2 separate regions of the Homo sapiens genome follow, and region 2 is linked to region 1. Evidence: chromatin loops called from intact Hi-C (ENCODE). Cell type or tissue: heart left ventricle. All regions are shown on one strand. Each heading gives the region's core, and the rest is flanking DNA. Links, peaks and the distances in the headings are about the cores only. Region 1 overlaps KIF16B (kinesin family member 16B). Region 2 overlaps KIF16B (kinesin family member 16B).

Evidence for each region. A loop is a pair of places that touch in the nucleus more often than their neighbours do. Peaks named below come from ENCODE experiments on the same cell type or tissue, not always from the same donor. Only the 100,000 strongest peaks of a DNase experiment are listed, where the experiment ranks them.
Region 2: a loop joins it to region 1, with 4 times the contacts of the local background. A loop is called at or near these places in 1 of 110 quality-filtered maps.

Annotation. Positions count from the first base shown.
Region 1 is chr20:16,332,940-16,338,322 of GRCh38, reverse strand. It overlaps KIF16B (kinesin family member 16B), which reads left to right. Exons shown (of 26, transcript NM_024704.5): 24 at 2,308-2,397. Among named protein-coding and RNA genes, the nearest start is that of KIF16B, 240 kb to the left of the region's middle. In heart left ventricle, for the core only: no CTCF peak of the experiment used is centred there; no DNase peak of the experiment used is centred there.
Region 2 is chr20:16,394,603-16,399,985 of GRCh38, reverse strand. All of the region lies in intron 17 of KIF16B (kinesin family member 16B), which reads left to right. Among named protein-coding and RNA genes, the nearest start is that of KIF16B, 180 kb to the left of the region's middle. In heart left ventricle, for the core only: no CTCF peak of the experiment used is centred there; a DNase peak (open chromatin) is centred at 2,745; H3K27ac peaks cover 733 bases.

The DNA of each region.
Region 1 (5,383 bases), core at 215-5,214:
TTCAGAGAGGATACAGGAGCAGTTATTTGGAAGTTGGAGTGAAGAACAAGAGTATCGACCGCCATCCCAGCACGGTAGGATGAAGAGTGTGGGGGGAGAAGACAGTCCCGGCTGGAGAGCATTGCCACGGAAGTGCTTCCTCACGGGAGAGCCGGGTTTCAGTTACAGCAAAGATGAAAGGGATGTTCCAGAAGAGGCTGAGGTCCTGGGGGATTTTGCTGATGATTGCCCATGAGCCCAAGAAGTGCAGTGGAAGCATTTCAGGAGAAGGAAGGAGAGCCAGGAACATCAGTCTGAGGAATGTGAGAAACCTAGGCTTTTGGAGGTGGCTTTCTGAGGAATCTTGAGTCCCAGTATAGTATAGTCTCACCTGTGAAACATCCTGCATCTTACTACTCACAGGTCATGAAGTGGTTCCATTAACTTCCTGGGCTTTTCTGTGCAAACAGGCTGCAGCATGCCCTGTTGGAAGGCAGCAGGGCCCACTTGTGCTCCAGTTTTGTCTTTGCCACCTGGTTTGTGTCCAGCCAAGACTGTGGATTGTTGGGCTGTGGGCCGGAGGAAGCCCCCACATCCTCACTGATTGTGCTGGCCTTGCTCTCAGTGCCTCAGTGGGGTCTGCTGAGGAGGAGCAAGCCAGAGAGGAAGGCCAACCAGCTCACAGCCAGGAGCAGGGTTTCCCAAGCTCAAGTGACGTGCTTGCCAGCTTTAAATGCTTACTACTGCAGAGCACCTCCACTCTTGTTTGTAATGATTTTCTGTAAATACATTCACTTTTGTTTTCTTATGGAAATGTCTTTTTCAAGGAAACTCATAAGAAACCTGCCACAATTGAAAAGTTATTGTAAAAAATGAGTACAGAACCAGAATGATGAAAAATTTAAAAATGTACATCCTCATACACCCTAGATCATCTCATTTGCCACTTTTGGGAAGTGAGCGAATGAAAGAATGGCTGGGACTCAGACTCACTCCTCCTTACAAAGCTGCCCACCTGTGTCTTCTCTCTTTCTTGTTTCTACTTTCTACTGATGGCCCTATGATTTACCTGCGGGAGAATCAGGCTGAATTATTGTGCTTGAGAAGAGCATTTCCCTTATGTGCAAGTTAAGTTCCCATAAAGGAGCATGGCCCGTGCAAAGGCCCTGAGGTGGCAGAGAATATGCGCATTCAGGGATGCAGCAGGAGTGAAGACACCTAGCAGGAGAGGCCTGCAGACAGGCTGCTGTGGGCAGGTTAAAAATGTAGGTCTTTTTCTATGAGCAGCATGAAGCTCGCCTTAAGGAGGGTCACCTCCCAAATCAAATGGTTAGATTTGAGTTCTAAAAGATCTGTTTTCAGTCATGCAGAAAAGAGATTGGAGAGGGCAGATGTGGGGTGGACAGTTGGGAGATGCTCTTGCAGAGTCCACAGGAGACCCAAAGGCCTAAAGTCAAATGGTGCTGATGGCAAAGGATGGAAGGATAAAGTTCTAAGAAATGTTTAGAAGGCAAAAGGAGCAAGACTTAGCACTTGCTTGAATGCAGGGATAGGAAGAGAAGGGAGGTCAGGGATGACTTCAGCATCTCTGGCTGGCATTGCTGGGTAGGTGGTGGTAGAATGCTTTGAAATGGAGAATACCAGAGCTGGGACTGGAGGGAATATGTTGAGTATGGTTTTGGACAAATTGAATTGGAGGTTCCTGGGTGACATGGGAAGAAAGATGTGCCAAGTTGGGTATGTGGGTCTAGAGCGCAGAAGAAAGGTGGGAAGTGGAGAAAGGAATTGGAGATTCATTGGCCTGTGCTTTAGGTGTGATTGTAAAGGCTGATGTGGTCTACCTGCCTCTTCTTGTCACTGTGACCTTTCATATGTGAGCTGATGTGCAACAGAGTTTCCACTCCAGCTAGCCTATTAAAGGCTGAATTGATTATTCTCCCTCTGAAAAAAAGCAAAATATACTGTTGTGTTATTATACTAACAATGACTGAGAGGCAGTGAGATTTTTTTCCTCTTCCACCTCCTCTTCTTTAAAAGTGTTTCTATAAAAAGGGACACTTTTTATAACCAATTAAGAGATGACCATCTGCCCTTCACTTTACATAGACAAGCTGCCTGTAACAAGATCTGAGAGCCAAAGCTGCATGTTTAAGTAAAGTACATTTATTATTTCTAAGTTGTATTTATGCAGCTAGATTAATGTTTTCAGTTCTAGAGAAATTTTACATGCTAATCACTTTTTTTAAATTTAATTTTTAAATTCTTTTGAAAAATTTTAGTGACTTTTGCTTCTTAATGCTTATTCATTTTGGTTTTCCTGGTTAATAGATTACTGTCCTAGATGAGACATGGACTGTATTCAGGCGTTACAGTCGTTTTCGAGAAATGCATAAAACATTGAAGTTAAAGTATGCAGAGGTAAGTTATGAAATTATTATCTCCGATTAAGAGCATTCATTTTATAAAGTAAATGAGCTGATTGCATTAGCAATGTTATCTCTCTCTCTGTCTCTCTCTTTCAGATACTAGCTTATTAGTGTCACTAAGTCTTACTTCAATAACCCATTTATCAAAGATAACTTTAAATTTTTTCTTCTTTGTTCCATTTCTGTTCTACACAATTTAAACATTTTCTTAACAGAAGATTTTGAAAGTGATATTACAATGACAGTAAGTGAACTCCATCCTTCTCATAAATTTTATGGTAAATTTTAAATACATATTTTAATCAATTTATAACTTCTCAATTATGAGACCTATTAAAATTAAAATAACTTCTTCATATAGATTTACACTTTTTTCTTTAAAAAAGAAAGACTACATTCATGCTTAGTCTTATACTTAATGAGAAGTCAAGTCATAACAGTTATTTTGCCATTGAACGTAGAGGGAAAGGTAGATAGAAAATGCAGAATTATCTAGAGACCAGAAAGCATTTCATGCATCAGATCAAATATCCAGAGGGTATTAATACATTAGTCGTCTTTTCCTTTTTGAACAAACACAGGTTTCTCAAGTAATTTTAAGCAAAGTATTCCTAGAAGGAATGTGTGTTTTCCAAGTAATGATGATGATGAAGATGATTTTACTTCAACTAAAGGAAGCATTATCTAGGTCCAGCTTTCTGGGAATTTTGTGTTGAACTGACTGCAGATCAATCAACAGTCATTGTCTAACTAGCCTGCTTTCACCAATTATTGGTTTTGAGCACTATTTTTATGGTTTTTTATGACATTTTAAAATATAGTTAGAAATTTGGTTCACTAATTTGGTTCACATTAAATAATGTTTCCTTAACATTCTCATGGCTTCCACCCTTTTTAAAATCTGATATAAAATACAAAGAGAAATAGCTTTTTGTAAATAAAATAGTTCCCTGGTGTATAGAAGAATCTTGAGCTCAGGTAGAATTAAGCTGTGTTAGTTTGTTTGCATTGCTATAAAGGATTACCAGAGACTGGGTAATTTATGAAGAAAAGAGGTTTATTTGACTTACAGTTCTACAGGCTGTACATGAAGCACTTCTGGTGAGGGCCTCAGGAAGCTTCCAATCATGGTGGAATATGAAGGGGACCCAGTGTGTCACATGGGGAGACAGGGAGCAAGAGAGAAAGGAGGGGGTCCTAGACTCTTTTTCACAATCAGATCTCAAGGTACTCATTACCATGGGATACCATCAAGCTGTTTGTGAGGAATCTGCCCTCAAGATCCAACACCTCCTACTAGGCCCCACCTCCAACATTGGGGATCATATTTCAACATGAGATTTGGAAGGAACACACATCCAAACCATATCTTAAGCTATCTCTGAAATTCTGTTACTAAGCTGTCACACTCTCTAGTCTTTTATTAAAAATTTAGGAAACTTCAAGTGGGAATTTGTTCCCAAGAGGCTTCTTGTAACAGTAATAACATCAAAATCAAGTTATTAAGTTTGTTTCTGCAGTTTAATTTTCGTGGCTGAAATCAATATTGACAATTAAAAGAAGTATTGTGTACATATGAAATGTACAGAGCAGCTTGTTTTTAAAGTGAGCTTTGCAGCTCATTAACCACTTGGTTTTAAGTTACTACATCAGTATTTTAATAACGGACGGATTTTGCGTATTTAATTAAACTCACTGAATTCCCAAAGCAATACCTAGCAAAAGCAATTTCCATGAAATAAAAGCACTCAGACTTTATATACACACACACACATTCATTCCAGGATGTATTTATTTTATATTGATTATTTGATTACTTCAACCCATTCTGTGTAGGCACATTTTTCTGGATTCCAGTAAGACTGTGACAGACAAGAACAAAAATTTCTTCTTCTATATATCTTAAATATGGGGCAGACAGTAAACAAGGAGAAAATAATAGCTAGCACTTTAAGAGTAAGCATGCAGTGTTGCAGTTACCATTTAAAGTGAGTTACATGCCTTATATGAAAATTAGCAATAAAGAATGGTGGGGCAGAAGGTGTTGGGCACACTTTAGTACAAGGTTGTTTCAGGGTTGGGCTCCTGACAAGGTGGCATTCTAGTTGATACATTAGCTGAGAGATATTTAAAAGAGTTTTCAGAGCACCAATATACAACTCTAATCTGTGTTTTTAAAGAAAACTCCAGAATGAACATAACAGAAACAATCTTTAAAGATATAATAGAAGAAAACATACCCAAGGTTAAGAATGACATGAACCAGTGAGTCGAAGAAGTTACTTGGTACCAGGCAAAATGAATGAACACAGATTATCACATACATGAGAGTATTTTCCAGAGGAAAAAGGGTGTATTACAAACATGTTTTAAAAAACCTTCAAATGAAGAAAATCAAGTTGGTGTCATTCATTAATTCACTCATCTGTATTGAGCAACTCTGCATGGTGAACACATTGTGAACAAGACAGCTGCATTCCCTCTTCTCATGAAGTAGAGAGAATAAACAGTGAACAAATAAATAAGGCAATTTCAGCTTGTGTAAAGTGAATAAAACCAGGCCTTGTGATAGTGTGGCATGAGAGCTGGGTAGTGGACTACTTTAGGTGGGGCAGACCAGGCACACCTTTCTGAAAGAGTGGAATTTGTGCTGAGATCTGAATGCTGAGAAAGAGCCAGCCGTGAAAATCTGGAGGTGGGTACATTGTAACTCACGGGAAGAGCAAGTGCAAAGGCCCTGCAGTAGAACCAAGTTTGGTTTGTTCCAAGAACAAAAAGGCCTGGAAAAGTGGTGAGGATGGTAGAGGAATGTGGGCAAAGAGGTAGGAAGGGACTCTATCATGTGGAGCCTTGAACTGTATTCCTAGTGCATGGGAAGCCACTGGACAGTATTAAGCCTGGTAACAAAGTGGTTTTATTTATACACTTAAAAGGTCATTTTAATGGCCATACCGAGTATGGATGGTTGGGGTGCTAGA
Region 2 (5,383 bases), core at 144-5,143, 62 kb before region 1:
CTGGGCAGCACAAGCCCTGGAGAAGCTCACAAGGATCCTAGAGGTGAGGGCCTGAACTGAGGCAGCAGTGGGAGGAACCTAGAAGGGTGAGCTACAGAGACAGTCAGGGCAGGAAGTCATGAGGTTTGGATAATGAATTGGATATGGGATGTAATGAAGGAAAAGATGTTGACTTCCAGTTTCTGGCTTCAGTAACTGGTTGGGTGCTGCTTGCCACCCAGCTGAAACAGAAATATGGGAGGAAGAGGAGCAGGTTGTCAAGAGGAAGGGAGGATAATGAGTACAACCTTGAAAAACTAGGCCCTGGGCCTTGAACTTTCTCCTGTAAGTGACTATGACTCCGTCAACGATCAGACACCCCATGGGAAAAGCTCGGGTTTGTGTGGCCTGTCACAGGTGATATTTCTCCACTTGGAAGATGAAGGCAAATCCCCCTGTTGAATAAAATAGATGTTCACAGCCCTGCCGTTTTACATCATTCATTCAGTGGTGCTTGAGGGCCCATCATTTGTCCAGCCCTGTGCTGGGGCTTGAGTGATTGAGACAGACCGAGGCTCAGTCATCTCAGAGCATGATTTAGTGAACAGGGAAGACACTTGTAAAGCCTGTTAGAAATCAGGACGGTGGTAGTATTATCTTTTCACATGCCAGACTTGGATGAGTTTGAAGATCTTTAAATTAGGGAAAGCCACACATGTCACCCCAGACCTGTGCTCCCAATGCATTGCATCTCATTGTAAGTCACCTCCTAGGGTACCTACATAGTCACCAAGCCCTGTGAGCAGTCTTGTAGCTTCAGCAGGTGACCAAGCCCTGCTGAGAAGTGCGGAGTCTGGAGACCCTTAACCCCATATTTGCCTCATCACCTCTCCAGAACCAGTTTTAACAGGAATCAAAAGCATTGATGGCACCTCCTACTCAAACAAACTTGTTTCAGAGCTTTCTTCTGCTCTTTATTACTTTCCCCCTCTTAGGCCAAACTAGGGGCTGACCCTCTTAATTGTTGTGTAATACAAAGCAGGTGTCTATTAAATGTTTGCTTCCCTGCCCGCCCCAGTATACACAAACACAAACACGCCTCCTGGCCTCCTCCTCTGTGCTAAGCCCTCATGCTGGCTTCTGCCTAGCAATGCTGGGACTCCCCTCCCTTGCCCAGGTCCCTGTGAAGCCGCCTGCTTTCCTGTCGGTTGATAACAGTCATCACCCACTCTATCCCTTGGGAATTTTTTTCCTTCCGCAATTGGCTCTACATGAGTACTTTGTCCTCCTAGCACTCTTCCTCTTGTTGCCCCCACCTTCAGCAAGTATATAGGGATCTTTCACTCTGGGAAATCTTGTCGTCCATCACTACCAAAGAACATGTAGGACAGATTTTTTTTCCTTAAATGGACAATGTGGTCAGTACATGAGGAGCAGCAAATGTTGCAGAGCTCCGATTGGCATGGTTACCACTGTGATTCCTGACTTTCTCTATCTGATGGCACAGGGAAGACTTGTGGGCCTGTCCCTGGAGTCCTGTCCCTGCCATGAACCTGAGGAAGGAGCTCACCACACCTCCTTAGCCCTTCCTGGTCACCCCCTCCTCCTCTTCTCAGCTTCTGGCCTGGCCCCTCAGTACCTACCAGGTGGTGACTTCCAAGCATCAACTCAACCTGATCATCTCTGACTTTGTTCTCCAATGTTATTTTCAGTCACTCTCCACTCGGAACTTTATCCTGTGATTTACATGGGTCACACCTTTCTCCAGGCCTCTGCATCTGTAATACTGTCTGTGACGCCTTCCCCCTCTTCTTCCCTTGGCCAGTCCTCTTCCTCTTTTGAGCTGAGCATAGAGTCGTATCCTCAGGAAGCTTTCTGTGCATTTCCAGTTGGAGCTAAGTGCTTCCCGTGTATCCTCTCGCAGGCATTTTGTGCATTCCTGTATCTTAGCTCTTTCCAAATTTGTTCATTTGATGTTTGTGTATTTAATTGATGTAGGCTTCTTGAGGGCAGGCACTATGCTTCATTTATCTCTGAATCTCCAGAAGACCCCACAGAGTGGGCACCTCACAAATATTCATTGAGCTGTAGGTTTTGGCCAGCACATGTGCTCTCAGCACAAAGGATGCGTCTGCCCTCTCACAGGTCTGCCCAGGTCTTTTGTCAGTGGTCCCTGTGTGCTGTTTTCTATCTCCACATTACTTGGCCCCTATCTTTGTGAGTCTCTCACCCACACAGATGTGTTTCTACAAGTTTGGTGGCATTACAATTACCATACCTCTTGGTTTCTTTGGTATTGTGTAGACATGAGTATGTTTTTGCAATTGACTGAAAAATTGCTGCATAGTACTCAGTTTTTCCCAGAACAAAGCTCTCCAAAAGAATGACTGGTTTGCAAATTATTGTATCCAGTAAGCTCCAAGTTATCCTCAGAGCAATGTGATTTTTGTCTGTTCAGCAGGCCATCTACTAATTTTCTAAACAGCCCATGTCTAAAAAATACCCTGTGGTCTGAATTATAGTAAGATTTGCAGTTTTAAAAGCAAAGTTCTTGTTCCCCAAGAACATTGTATCAGCCTAACTGGGCACATAGAGTTGGAACATAGTTTGGGAAATTACTGCTGGCCCACACCTCAAACTCTCTGGAAGCCATGATTTGTACGCACACATGCGTGATACTTGGTGCCAGAGAATTTTTGGATTAGGCAGAGAAGCCTGGTGACTTCCTTTGGGAGTTAGTTCCACATTGGAGAGGTGCCCAGCCAGGGTCTTTGCCAGGAGATAATTTTCCTGCAGGGGAAACATTCCTCCTCAGCTGGTGCAGCGTCTTTAAGAAGAAACCAAGCCGACTGCTCAAGCCTCCTCTGCCTTGCTTTGAGACTGCAAACAGGCAGCTAATTTGGCAAGATGCAGAGGCTTTCACAGCTTCTTGAAAGTGCTCAAAGCAAAATTAGATAACTTCCAAGCTCATTTCAGTCTTGAAAATAAAAGAATTTTTCACTGGCACATTAGCCTCCTCTGAGCACTAACCAGTAGTGAGCCCATTTAGATGGATGTATTTGAATAATTAAATTCTAGCTTTCAAACCCAGTTAGAATATCAAAAATCAGGATTAAACCTGTTTCTGGTGAGCCATTGAAGGAGCATCATCCCAAGGAGTGCAGCAGCCTGAGGGGGTTTGGTTAGCATCAGGGCTAGTGCAGACCCAGCAGCCACGGAAGGCCCCTAACTCAGAGGTTGGTCTGAAGTCACCGACAATCGGGGAAGAAGACGAATGAGTGATACTTAAATGTATTTTTTACTTTAATGTGTTCATTATGGGAAATTTAGAAATCATAAGCAAAAAAAAAAAAAAAAAGCGACTACAGTTAACATGTTACCATACCTTCTAGCCCATACCTCTGTTTCTTCCACTGTCCATCTCTCTGTCTCTGCCTCTCCCTCTCTGTGTGTAGATGTACACACACATTTATATATGTACACACATTTATATATATATATTTATATTTTATATCTTTTACCAAGATGGATTAATATTGGACTTTAGAGTTCTTTGCACTTATTATTTTTTCTTTCATAAATTTTTTTACATTATTTTAATGTCCATATGATATTCCATTGTATGACTATTCCATACCTCAGTGCTCCCCAGCCTTTTTGGCACCATGGACCAAGTTTCGTGGAAGACAGTTTTTTCAGAGACAGGGACAGAGGAGGGGGATGGATGGTTTCGGGATCAAACTCTTCCACCTCAGATAATTAGGTGAGTCTCATAAGGAGCGCGCAACCTAGATCCCTTGTGTGTGGAGTTCATGATAGGGTTTGCGCTCCTATGCAAATCGAATGCTGGTACCAGTCCGCAGCCTGGGGACTGGGTACCCCTGCCGTACCTTATTTAACGTCTAGTGGTAGGCATTTTGTTGTCTGTTTTTTAACTATCACAAGTTATTGGGCTGAAGAGCTTTGTAGCTGAATCTTTGCATTTTCTCATGATTAATTCCTCAGCGGGGAGGAAGTAGCTGTAGAATTGCCAGGCCAGAGTACATATAGTTTTAAGGCTCTCGATGCATGTTCACAAATTATTTTACAGATTGTTTATACATATATCACCATCATTCCCACTGATAGATGAGACTATCCTTTTTATTTATTTATTTTTTCAAGCTGAAAATGGGCCTCCTTAGAGTGTTGAATGTGTCGATATAATTACACCCTCCTAGACACAGTTCTAGGCTGTATTCACAGGCCCTAGAGTCTAGGGAATCTGGCTAACAGTGGCTGTCTCTAAAAGCAAGTCCTGGCCATCCTGGTCATCACCAAAGACTCACCAAGCTCCTAATTAGTTCTGTGCTGAGCTACTTGCTGTACTAGAATGCTCTATGAGATTAGCATCCGCCTTCCTGGTGCTTTCAGATTAAGAATGGAAATGGATTTCTGGAATGTAAAGCTTGAAAGAACTAGATTCCAAATGTAGAGTTCTGGGATTTGAATACCAAAAGCCAAAGGCACCAAGGAGATAGTGAGGGCTTCTCCCCAGATGACAACATTTATATGAAAGGAAATAGTTTTGTTTTCCTCCCTGTGTCCCACTCCTTCCCTATTTCTTTCATATCTTCTCCCTTGGCCTCCCCTCTCCTCCCCTCCCCTCCCTTGGCCTCCCCTCTCCTCCCCTCCCCTCCCCTCCCTTGGCCTCCCCTCTCCTCCCCTCCCCTCCCTTGGCCTCCCCTCTCCTCCCCTCCCCTCCCCTCCCTTGGCCTCCCCTCTCCTCCCCTCTCCTCCTCTCCCCTCCCCTCCCCTCCTCTTCCCTCCTCTCCCCTCCTCTCCCCTTCCTCATCTCCTTTCTGCCTTGACTAAACTGGGAGGATGAATACATCACATTAGGGAGAGAGTAAGAAGACACCGATGACAGGGGTATGCCCTTTGTTGTACTGAGCCTTAGCTTTGCTGTCCACGACTGTACACTTCCAGAAAACAGACATAGAATCTAGTTTGTTGTTTACTCAGTGCACAGCAGCATACCTGGAACTTAGACGTCTAATAAACATGAACTAAGGGGAATGCACTTTTCCCCTTTGCTTTCTAACAATGTAGAAAGGGCTTCAGAAACAGAATCTGCTGGTAGCTGGAGATATTCTCAACAAGGTTTGCACCTTCATGTGAGGTCATGGTCCCCACTGCGTGTCCTGGGAGGGAAGAAGACCACATTCCCTTGCAAGCACACTTTTCTCTTCTCACTCACTCGCTGCTACTTTATAATTTGTCTTATCCTTTTTTTTTTCTTGCTCACCTTGAGCATGGACTTTTTATACATGGAGTTGGCAGTATTTATGTTGCTGGTAACTTGGTAGTTAGCCTGTGTTTTAGTTGATGGTTATTTACTGTGTTTATCTCTACTGGTTTATTT